Regions from separate parts of the Homo sapiens genome. Here region 1 is linked to region 2. Evidence: read pairs that join two places in POLR2A ChIA-PET (ENCODE). Cell type or tissue: MCF 10A. All regions are shown on one strand. Links, peaks and the distances in the headings refer to the core of each region. The heading gives the core; the rest is flanking DNA. Region 1 overlaps VPS52 (VPS52 subunit of GARP complex). Region 2 holds the start of RING1 (ring finger protein 1).

What was found. ChIA-PET counts read pairs that join two places held together with the same protein. Peaks named below come from ENCODE experiments on the same cell type or tissue, not always from the same donor. Only the 100,000 strongest peaks of a DNase experiment are listed, where the experiment ranks them.
Region 1: POLR2A ChIA-PET joins it to region 2 with 10 read pairs; 27 of 35 experiments call an interaction of 5 or more read pairs at or near these places.

What each region holds. Positions count from the first base shown.
Region 1 is chr6:33,257,919-33,264,906 of GRCh38, reverse strand. It overlaps VPS52 (VPS52 subunit of GARP complex), which reads left to right. Exons shown (of 20, transcript NM_022553.6): 13 at 7-125; 14 at 410-533; 15 at 804-899; 16 at 1,028-1,135; 17 at 1,358-1,423. Among named protein-coding and RNA genes, the nearest start is that of VPS52, 10 kb to the left of the region's middle. In MCF 10A, for the core only: no CTCF peak of the experiment used is centred there; a DNase peak (open chromatin) is centred at 4,136.
Region 2 is chr6:33,206,698-33,211,817 of GRCh38, reverse strand. HSD17B8 (hydroxysteroid 17-beta dehydrogenase 8) reads right to left here. Exons shown (of 9, transcript NM_014234.5): 9 at 4,987-5,120. RING1 (ring finger protein 1) reads right to left here and starts at 3,318. Exons shown (of 7, transcript NM_002931.4): 1 at 3,174-3,318; 2 at 2,918-3,053; 3 at 2,032-2,192; 4 at 1,688-1,903; 5 at 271-660; 6 at 1-89. The coding sequence starts at 2,995. MIR219A1 (microRNA 219a-1) reads right to left here and starts at 3,983; the gene lies at 3,874-3,983. In MCF 10A, for the core only: no CTCF peak of the experiment used is centred there; no DNase peak of the experiment used is centred there.

The DNA.
Region 1 (6,988 bases), core at 1,989-6,988, 51 kb before region 2:
ACACAGAAACACCTGGATTCTTATCTAGCTGACTGCTACGATGCCATTGCTGTTTTTCTCTGTATCCACATTGTTCTCCGGTTCCGTAACATTGCAGCAAAGAGGGATGTTCCTGCCCTGGACAGGTCACTGAATTCTGGTCCTTGATGCCCAACAGGCCACGAACTCTCTTGGTCTTGCATGACTCTGCCCTGACCTTAGACTCCTACTGACCTGGTATCATCAACCTTTATTCCCATTCATTTGCTCCGGAGGCAGTAGTGCTGCTTTTTGACTCACCTTTCTCCAACCACTGCCCCCCAACCCCCACAACTAGCTATTGACCATTAAACTGAATGATGCCCCACTCCCTCCCATCCCCCTCCAACATTCCTTGCTGGCTGACCTCTGATTCTGATTAAGCCCACAGGTACTGGGAACAGGTGCTTGCCTTGCTATGGCCACGGTTTGAACTGATCCTGGAGATGAATGTTCAGAGCGTCCGAAGCACTGACCCCCAGCGCCTAGGGGGGTTGGATACTCGGCCCCACTATGTGAGGGAGGGCAAGGGTAACAAAGGGTTCTTGAAAGGCAGGGCTCTAAGCATCATTGTGGGGGTTGGCCAAGGTCACAGTTGTGTCATGGGCCACGCTATGAGCAGGTGTTCTGGGAGGGTGGTGAAACTCATGGTGAGTGGTGCACTGTGGGTAGGAGGGACTGAAGGTAGAGTCACATCACATGGAGGTGGGTTGGCTAAGGAAGTTGGGAGGTTGTGTTGGTTGGGCCAGGAGGTGGGTGTGATTTTCCTTCCCACTCTCTCCTAGATCACACGCCGCTATGCAGAGTTCTCCTCCGCTCTTGTCAGTATCAACCAGACAATTCCTAATGAACGGACCATGCAATTGCTGGGACAGCTGCAGGTGAGGGTCGGACAGGAGACACTTCCCAGCAGCAGGGCTGCTTCCAGTGGGTGGAGTCTGAGGAGGAGCCAGATGGGGCCCAGATGACCTTGCTTTCTGGTGTCACCTCTTCCTCTCTGCCTTTTCAGGTGGAGGTGGAGAATTTTGTCCTCCGAGTGGCAGCTGAGTTCTCCTCAAGGAAGGAGCAGCTTGTGTTTCTGATCAACAACTATGACATGATGCTGGGTGTGCTGATGGTAATAGGTGCTCCTTCTCCTTGCCTTCCTACCCAGAAAATTCGGTTTCCCCCACTGCTGTTAGCTCTGTGAGGGCAGAGATGATGCCTGTCTTGTTCAGTGTTTTACTCTTGGAGTCTGGCACAGTGTCCAGCTTAGTACAATAAGTGTGGAATGAAGGGGACATCCTGAAGTGAAGGACTGCTTTCCCCAAACTAGACATTTCCCTTTGTCTTCCCTTAGGAGCGGGCTGCAGATGACAGCAAAGAGGTTGAGAGCTTCCAGCAGCTGCTCAATGCTCGGACACAGGTAGGGGTGTGGGGAAAAGGGAAGAGACAGCCTTCTGTGCTGTTTTCAGCTCTCTCTCTCTCTCTCTCTGTGTGTGTGTGTGTGTGTGTGTGTGTGTGTAGGGAGTGGCATAATGGATCTCAGGTATGCGGAATTACTGTAACTCTTGATTCACAACATACTGTCATTATTGGTCTATTTTATTTTATTTTGTCTTTGGTTTTTTTTTTTTTTTTTTTTTGAGGCAAAGTGTCACTCTGTCACCCAGGCTGGAGTGCAGTGGCATGAACATGGCTCACTGCAGCCTCAACAGCCTGGGCTTAAGTGATCCTTCTACCTTAGCCCCCTGGGTAGCTGGGACCACAGGTGCGAGCCACCATGCCTAGCTAATTTTTTATTTTTAGAATGAATTTTATTTTTTTCTTTATCTATCCTCTCAAGCATTTATCCTTTGTGTTATAAACAATCCGATTACACTAAGTTATTTTAAAATGTACAATTAAGTTATAATTGACTATAGTCACCCTGTTGTGCTGTCAAATAGTAGGTCTTATTTATTCTTCCTATTTTTGTTTGTACCCATTAATCATCCCCACCTTCTCCCCAGCCTTCCACTAGCCTTCCCAGCCTCTGGTAGCCATCCTTCTACTCTCTTCGTACATGAGTACATGAGTTCAATTGTTTTGATTTTTAGATTCCACGAATCAGTGAGAACACATGACGTTTGTCTTTCTGTGCCTGGCTTATTTCACTTAATATAATAATTTCCAATTCTATGCATGTTGTTGCAAATGACTGAGTCTCATTCTTTTTTATGGCTGAGTAGTACTCCATTGTGTATATATCCCACATTTTCTTTACCCATTCATCTGTTGATGGACACTTAGGTTGCTTCCAAATCTTAGCTATTGTGAACAATACTGCAACAAACATGGGAGTGCAAATATCTCTTCAATGTACTGATTTCCTTTCTTTTGGGTATATACCCAGCAGTGGGATTGCTGAATCATATGGTAGCTCTACTTTTAGTTTTTTGAGCAACCTTCAAACTGTTCTCCAAAGTGTTTGTACTAATCTACATTCCCACCAACAGTGTATAAGGGTTCCCTTTTCTCCACATCCTTGCCAGCATTGCTATTGCCTGTCTTTTGGATAAAAGCCATTCTGACTGGAGTGAGATGAGATCTCATTGTAGTTTTGATTTGTATTTCTCTGATAATAGTGATGGTGAGCCCCTTTTCATATATGTCTGTTTGCCATTTGTATTCTTTTGAAAAATATCTATTCAAATCTTTTGCCCATTTTTTAATAGGATTATTAGACTGTCATGTAGAGTTGTTTGAGCCCCTTATATATTCTGGTTATTAATCCCTTGGCAGATGGGATGTGCAAATATTCTTTGTCTCTTCACTTTATTGTTTCTTTAGCTGTGCAGAAGCTTTTTTTTTTTTTTTTTTTTTTTTTGAGATGGAGTTTTGTTCTTGTTGTCCAGGCTGGAGTGCGATGGTGCGATCTCAGCTCACCGCAACCTCCGCCTCCCAGGTTCAAGCAATTTTCCTGCCTCAGCCTCCTGAGTAGCTGTGATTACAGGCATGTGCCACCATGCCTGGCTAATTTTGTATTTTTAGTAGAGATGGGGTTTCACCATGTTGGTCAGGCTGGTCTCAAACTCCTGACCTCAGGTGATCTGCCCAGCTCTGTCTCCCAAAGTGCTGGGATTACAGGCGTGAGCCACCGTGCCCAGCTGTGCAGAAGCTTTGTAACTTGACGTGATCCCATTTGGCCATTTTTGCTTTGGTTGCCTGTGCTTGTGGGGTATGGCTCAAGAAATTTTTGCCCAGACCCGTGTCTTGGAGATTTTCCCCAGTGTTTTCTTGTAGTAGTTTCATAATTTGGTCTTAGATTTAAGTCTTTAATCCATTTGATTTGGTTTTCATATGTGGCGAGAGATAGGGGTATAGTTTCATTCTTCTGTGTAATGGATAGCCAGTTTTCCCAGCACCATTATTGAAGAGACTATCTCTCTTTTTTTTTTTTTCAGACGGAGTCTTGCTCTGTCACCTAGGCTGGAGTGCAGTGGTGCAGTATTGGCTCACTGCAACCTCTGCCTCCTTGGTTCAAGTGATTCTCCTGCCTCAGCCTCCTGAATAGTTGGGATTACTGATGCCTGCCACCACGCCGGGCTAGTTTTTGTGTTTTTAGTAGAGACGGGATTTCACCATGTTAGCCAGGCTTGTCTTGAACTCCTGACTTCAAGTGATCCTCCCACCTGGGCCTCCCAAGTGCTGGGATTACAGGCGTGAGCTACCGTGCCTGACCAAGAGACTATCTTTTCCCCAGTGTATGTTCTTGGCACTTTTACCAAAAATGAGTTTACTGTAGGTGTGTGCCAGCTAATTTTTTAATTTTGTAAAGACAGTTGTCTTTACAAAAGACAACTGTTGCCTGGGCTGGTCTTGAATTACTGCCCTCAAGTGAAAAATCTTATGATTCTTTTTTTTTTTTAAAGACGGAGTCTCACTCTGACTCCCACACTGGAGTGCAGCGATACGATGTCAGCTCACTGCAACGTCCGCCTCCCAGGTTAAGTGATTCTCCTGCCTCAGCCTCTGAGTAGCTGGGACTGCAGGCACGTGCCACCATGTCCAGCTAATTTTTGTATTTTTAGTAGAGATGGGGTTTCACCATGTTGGCCCAGCTGGTCTTAAAACTCCTGACCTCAGGTGATTCACCCGCCTCAGCCTCCCAAAGTGCTGGGATTATAGGCATGAGTCACTGCACCCGGCCTAGATTCTGTTTTTAATGACACTGGAAAACAACGAATTTTTGTTTTGGCATATATATAGCTTTACTTTTAAAAGCAAGAACACACACAAAAAAAGGGGGAAAAAAGCAAGAACACAATAAATGCAACATTTAGATCAACGAGTACCTGTGCACGAGAAGCACAGGGATGGTTTCAGTAGGATTTCATAGTTTGATGGTGACTTTTGCCAAGCTGCTGCTACTTGGATTGTGTGGTGTGTTTGTGAGTGTTTATATCATTAAAAAACAAAACAGCCACTGCACTGGGTTGTTTTATTTTTTAATGATATAAACACTGATGAGACAAGGCAAGAAAACAGCAAGGCAAAAAAGAAAAAAAAAAAAGCCAGGCATGGTGGTATGCACCTGTAGTTCTAGCTATTTGGGAGACAAAGGCGAGAGGACCACTTTGAAATCCAGGAGTTCGAGATTACAGCGAGCCATGATCATGACATTGTAGTCTACCCTTGGCAACACAGCAAGACCCTGTCTCAAACAGCAAAACAAAACAAAAAACCCCAGAATCACAGGATTTTTTTCATGCATAATTTTTCTAATATTGTCATGTTATTGCATATGGCTATAGCTCATTCCTTTTCACTGCCATATATGACTTGTGTGATTAAACATATTCTATAAATGGATTGTTTCCAGTTTCTTGCTTCTGTGAGCATTGTTTTATGAATAATCATGTCTTTTAGCACACATAGATATTGATTATCTTCATCAAAAGTTTCTCTTGGGTATAAACCTAGGACAGTAGTCTTGCTGCTAATAAGATATGCAGTATTAGTCTTTATGAGACAATGATAAATTGTTTTCCTAAGTAGTTCCTTCTCACCAGCAATATGTAAGAATTCCTACTGAGCCACATTTTCTCCAACATGTGGTATTATCAGGTCTTTGCCATTTTTTTTCTTTTTTTTTTTAGAGACCAAGGATGCTGCTAAAGATGCTCGGGATCAGAAATGTTTCAGATTTTGATTTTTTTCGGATTTTGGATTCCTTGCATTATTTTTACTGGTTAGCATCTGTAGTCTGAAAATCTGAAATCTGAAATGCTCCAAAGAGCATTACCTTTGAGCATCATGTTGATACTCAAAAACTTCCGGATTTTGGAGCATTTTGGATTTCAGATTATTGGATTAGGGATACTCAACCTGTATTTCAGTGGGTTTTATTTGTAATTTTCTGATTACTAATAACATTGAGCATCATTTCAAATGTTTAGTAACTATATGTAGGGGTTCAGTCAGGCTGGTGGGAAAAATATTAGTGATGATAGCCACAAACCCTCTTGGAAGGCCTAAGAGTTTGCATAACTTCAGTAATAGATATGGTTGAAGGCGACCTGATCTTTACCTTTAGTTAAATAAATTAGAGTAATAACAAAGGAATGTGGGGAAGTTATCTAGGTAGCTTGTTTACTCATATGGTCTTAAGACTAATCTTTGATGTACCGCAGGTGCTTAACTGCTTTCTACTCAGGAAGTCCACAATGTCAGTTACCCCGTAGTGGTGTTGACTCAAGTCTTTGTCAATTAATCTTTACTGAATAAATGCGAGTCTCACTAGCTGGTCAGGGCCGCCATTGCAACTGTTTACAGTACTCTTCAGGGAGTCTGTAAACAGCCTGGACACACTCAGCTGGACTGGCAAAGCAGAGTATCTGTGTGTCAGTGTACCTCATTCATCCGTTGCCGGGTCAGGGGTCTGCAAGGGACAGACTCCCTGAAGCTGGTGCTCTGTGTGAGGAGCGTCACCACAACTATACAATTTTTTTTTTTCCTGTAAAATGGCTGTCATAGCATTTGACCTTTTAAAAATCGGCTTGTGGCTGGGCAGGGTGTACACCTGTAATCCCAGCACTTTGGGAGGCTGAGGCGGATGGATCAGTTGAGGCCAGTAATTCAAGACCAGCCTGGCCAGCATGGCAGAACCCTGTCTCTACTAGAAGTACAAAAATTAACCAGGCATAGTGGCGCATGCCTGTAGTCCCAGCTCCTCAGGGGCGCTGAACCTGGGAGGCGGAGGTTGCAGTGAGCCAAGATTATGCCACTGCACTCCAGCCTCAGTTACAGAGCGTGACTCTCTCAAAAAATAAAGAAAAAAATAAGTCTGCTAGTATTTTTTATTTATAAGAGTTCTTTGCATCATCTACATACTAATCTTGTTGATTATACGTAGGTTACAGATTATCTTTTAGTATGTATCTTTTTACTTTTTTTTTTTTTTTTGGTGAGATGAGGGTCTTTCTGTGTTGCCCAGGCTCCTGGGCTCAAGAAATCCTTGCACCTTTTTTTTTTTTTTTTTGAGATGGAGTTTCACTCATGTTGCCGAGGCTGGAGTGCAATGGTGTGATCTCAGCTCACTGCACCTCTGCCTCCCGGGTTCAAGCACTTATCCTTTCTCAGCCTCCTGAGTAGCTGGGATTACAGGCGTGTGCTACCACGCCCGGCTAATTTTTGTATATTTAGTAGAGATGGGTTTTGCCATGTTGGCCAGGCCAGTCTTGAACGCCTGACCTCAGGTGATCCATCCGCCTCAGCCTCCCAAAATGCTGGGATTACAGGCATGAGCCACCGCGTCCAGCCTTTGTTTTTTTAATGTTGCTTTTTGATTAAAGAAATTTGTAATTTTAATATGATTGAATTTATCTGTCCTTCATTTTTATGTCTTTGTTTTTAGTAACAGTCTTGCTCTGTCACCCAAGCTGGAATGCAGTAGTGTGATCATGGCTCACTGTAGCCTCAACCTCCTGGGCTCAGGCAACCCTCCTCC
Region 2 (5,120 bases), core at 1-5,000:
CCTGCTGTTGCCTCCGCTCGAGGGCAATGCGCAGGGCCAAGTACTTGGAGAGGTGGTCCACTGTGGCATTCCCAGTTGTCTTCACATACCTGGAATGGGAGGGAGGACAGGCTTAGAGCCAGAGCGCCTCAGATGAGGACTGGAGGTAGGGGCTTTCCAAAATGGATTCTGGGTTGGGGTGGTATTTTGGGTTTGGGCAAAGCCCACTTCTGATGGAAATCTAGGTGATCTTTGGTTTCTCAGTGGCTGGGGAAAGACAGGGCTCCTCACCTCGTCTGGCAGTATTCTCCCTTCTCCACGAGCAGGGGGTGGGGCCGGAACACGAGCTCAATTTCTCCACCTGGCTCTGGGGGGCTGGGGGCCCCAGGAGGGCTTGGGGGGCCCAGCGTTCCCCCTCCCAGAGTCCCTCCCCGGTCACCAGAGTCTTCCGAACCGGCACCCCCACCCACCCCACCAGTGCCGCCTCCCCCTGTCCCTACACTGCTCCCCCCTGCGCCCCCTCCACGGGGTCGCTTGGGAGCAGGGCCTGGGGCAGAGTCAGGGGCGGAGTCTGAGCTCACATCTTCTCCATCCCCTTCTCCCTCCCCGGGCTCTCCTTCCCCCCCACTCATCGTTGTGGTCTGATCTGACCCTGGTATCGGCCGCCTCACACGCTGGGCCCTGTAGAAGCAAGTGGTTAAGGTTAGAAGGCATCCAGGATAAAGGGCTTAGACTTTAAACTTCAGAGAATTAAGAGATAAGAAAAATCCTAATGACGATACCTAATATTTATTAAACACAATGTGCTAAGCACTCAGTATACTAAGTGTTTTGCACCAATCCCCTTACCTAATACAATGAATCCTATGACACAGGTAATTATATTACCTCTATTTTATGGCTGAGGAAACTGAGGCTTAGAGAGGTTAAGTAACTTGTTAGTGATCATAGGCTGTCACCTCTCAAAGTGCGGTAGCAGCATACACATCCCCTGTGAGCTTGTGAAATGCAGACTCTCGGGCCCAACTCTAGACCTACTGAATCACAGTTTGCATCTGAAGATCTACAGGTAATCTGGATACACATGAAAGACTGAGAGATGCTGGCCTAGGAGGTGATTTAACTTCCAGCAGTATGAATCCGGGGCTTATTCTCAAAATCGCTCTACTGTTCTAACTTCTAGAAAGTCATGGGGTAAACTACATTTTTCCTTTTTTTTTTTTTGTGACAGGGCCTTGTTCTGTCGCCCAGCAGGCTGGAGTGCAGTGTGCAGTGGTGTGATCATGGTTCACTGCAACATCCACTTTCTTCCCAGGCTCAAGTGATCCTATTACCTCAGCCTCCCAAGAAGGTAGGACTACAGGCATGTGCCACCATGCCCAGCTAAATGTTTAATTTGTTGTAGAGATGAGATTTCCCTATGTTATTCAAGGTGGTCTCAAACTCCTGGGCTCAAGTGATCCTCCCATCCTCACCTCCCAAAGTGCTGGGATTACAGATGTGAGTCACTGTGCCCAGCCCTATATTTTTCTTAAGAAGAGCAGGGCCAGTTGTTTACTAAGAAACTGCAATTTACACCCATGATTTCCAGCCCTAATGATCAGTCTGTGGTCAGCTCCTAGGATGCTGAGGCTTAGAAGCTAGCAGGCAACAAGGACTGACCCACGGACCCATCCCATCAGTTCTGCTTCTCTCCTGACCCTCACACCTGTGCATGGCCTGCATGCGTAGCCCCTCCTCAATGCTGGAGCTCAATGCCTGCTGGTTGTGCAGGCGGCTCAGGCGGATAAGCACTCGGTCTTGATGGGCCTCGTATTCCTCCCGGCTAGGATAGATCTTAGAGATCAGGGCATCAAAGTTGGGGTCTGGCCGTAGGGATCGCTTGGACACCAGCTTCTTTCGGCAGGTAGGACACTCCTTGTTCCTGGGGTAGGAGAAGGGAAGCCCTGAGTGGTCAGTCAAGGGAACTGAAGCCTAGGCTGAACCAAGACCAGTGAGAGGGCCCTAACTTTGTACCCCTTCATCTCATCTCAAACATGTCTCTCCTATTACCCGCTCCGTAGGGCTGTGACAATGCAGTCAGAGCAGAATCTGTGGAGGCACTCCTTGGTGGTCATCGTATTCTTCAGCATGTCCAGGCAGATAGGGCACATGAGTTCTGAATGCAGTGACCGAGGGGAAACAGCAATCTCTGTGCCATCCATTATGGCTTCCTGAAGGCATCAGTGAGTAGAAAGGTGGTGTGGGTTAGAGGGAAAGGGGTTTTAGAAACAGCAGCCCATAAAATAAGAATTTTGAGAAATACAGTGAGAAGACCCATGTTGGTCTCTATAGGAGACAAGAATTCTGAGAAAGAGAAGGACTGATGACTTGGAGCAAATGGAGAAAAGACAGACTTTAGTGTCCATTAACTAAGAGTAGGAGCTTTGGAATAGGAGGATCTGAGGTGGCTAAGTGGCCTAGGAGTGAAGATGGCACAAATCTGTGGTTGGGAAAAACTATTCAACAAAATTTTTTAAAGTCCTGGTGCTACCTGTATTAGAACCCCATAGGGTGCCTGTTAAAAATTCAGATTCTGAGAACCCAATTCACTACTGAATCAGAATGTTGGGGGGCATGAAGCTCTGCTTTTAATAAACTCCCAAAGTGAGTCTTATGTGCACTGACTTATGACACTGAATGAGGAACAGGGAAGGTAATTTTTGTGTTTGTGATCTTTCAAATGAAGATAATAATACTTGTTCCACCTCTCTGGCAGGGCTGTTTTGAGGATTAAATGAGCTAAATGCGAAAGTGCTTTGGAAAGATTAAGGTGATTCAAAGGTAGGGCCAGGCAAGGCAGAATAGAGCAAATTACGGAAAAGAAGCTGTGTGATGCGGTCTGTGGATATAAGGGTTTGGGGGAGGGGGTAAGCCTGAAAGGGAGAATGCCTGTCACCTGCGGGGTCCGGTGCAGCTCATACAGACTCAGTTCCCACGTTTTGCTGGCATTCTGGGCATTCGCCGGCGTCGTCATGGTGACCGGGCGCAGACCCCCCACCAGGGCTCCACAGCCGAGGAGAAGGCGAAGAAGGCTGGGGGTGGGGGGAAGGGGAGGAGGGCGTCAGGGGGGCCGCCCCTCGCGTAGACCCCGCCCCTCCAGAAGCGCCCCTCTCCGCCCCCGCTCCCGCCCCCGCGCCGGCACTGCCCCTCACCCAGCTCCAGCCGTTCGCGCTCCCGCCGCCGCCGCGCCTCTCCCTAGGCCCGGGCTCCTGGGCCAAGTTCGCTCGGTCCGCAACCGCTGCTCAGACAGCAGCTCCCGCCACCGCCGCCGCCATGGCCCGGGCGCTGGGGCCCTACGTCACTTCCGCCTGCTCCTCCGCTACACCCGCTCCCCCCGCCGGCGGAGACGTCACCCACCATTCGCGGCGCGGGTGGGACGGGACGTGGACGCCGCGGTTCTCCCGCCCACGGGACGGGCTCGTCCCGCGTGAGGATCCTGCGTCCCGGGAGTTCTGCGCCACTTAGGGAACCACGGTCTCCGCCCCCGGCCCAGCACCGTCGCGCGGCCAACAACCTTAGCCTCGGTTCCCTTCCAGAGGCCCCCACGCGGGGCCTCAGCTCCGGGGGGCCGGGGCCTGGAATATCTGGGACCCCAGGAGGGGACAGAGGGCTCGTGAAAAGGGCTACCTCCCCCACTCTGCGTACCCTGGCGACTCTGGGGATCAACCCCCCTCACTTCTCCGTAACCCCCATTCCAGGATCCCGGGGGAAAAGGCTGCAAAAGATCTGCCGCTTTAGCCTTCTAGTCCTGAGAACACACCTAGGTCCCGATGTGCCCGGGATTCCCCTTACCACCCTGGGGACTCCCTCCACCCTCTGCTTTGGCTCTCCCTAGACCCTCCGACCCGCTCTCCCGCTCGAGGTTTGGGGGCGGCGGCTCGGGACGTCCAGACTCAACTCTCGGCCGGAGCCATAGACTCGAGAATTGCGTTTGGACAATCAGGAGCCGCGGCCCGGGGCGGGGAAGGGAGGGAGGCGCACGGGAGGAAAGGGGGAATGGAGACACCACGCGGAAACAGGGACATACACAAGATGGAGCTCCCATTGGGAAGGGGGGGTGCGCGTGTGGGTGGGGTACACAGGGGCAGAATGTCTGGAGTGGGAAGTGGGCAGAAGCCTCTTCGAGGACTCTAGAGTAAACGAAGGGGATGGGGAGGAAAGAGAAGAGGAAGGGGCAGAGCGATCCCCATTGAGTGTAGGGAATGAGAGGGATACAGGGCGAGGGGGTGGGGGGCAGTTAGAGACCCTGATGGGCATCTTGTCCCCGCCCGAGCTGAGGCTCCCGGACTTGGGCTGCGGCTGCCAGGGGGTGGCCTGTCCCTGGGACAAGGCAGCAGTGGGTGCCCTCGCCCCCCACCCCAGTTCCCCCCTACTTCCCTGTCCTCTCCTTCAGTCCGTGGCCAGTCCTTATGTGGGCGCCAGAGTCGATTAGCGCAGACCCCCCTCCCCTTCCTCCTCCTCTTCCCAGCCCCCTCCCTCCTGCTCTCTCCAGCCCCTTTCATCGGCTGGTTCATTCCCCTAATCCTGGCCCCCTCCCCTAATCCCCCCCATCCGACCCCAGGCCGGCTGCAGCTATTGTAAGGTGGAGAGAAAGGGGAGGGGGGGACTCAGAGAAAGGAGAGGGGTGGGGGAGGGCCACCTGTTCCAAGACCCCCTTTCAAGGCCAGACTGGACACCAAGATGGGGCCATGAACAAATCACCCTTGGGGACCATAAGAACCCAGGGAGTTGGGGGGAGGGGACTGGTGCTGCAGAACCAGTGGAAAGGGGTGACGCACGAACCCCTCCCTTCAAAAAGACCCGGAGTGTCACGCATACACAGTGACACATACTCTTTCCTCTCACACCCGGCGGCGGGGGTTGCCCTGGGAGACCAGGCAGAGAAAGGGAACAATCCTTCGGGAAAGGGAAAGGAGGGGGAGGTGGGGAAGGGTCTGAGGGCTTGGACACAAGAAGAGCCGGAGGTGGCAGGGAAGAGGACTTGGAATTTATTAGGGTCACAAGCACCCCTGCTTCCCATATTCAGCATTCCTGAACCATACACTGCCACCCCTTTTGTATCCTGGGAACTTAGAGTCCTCATCAGCAGGAGGCCAGGC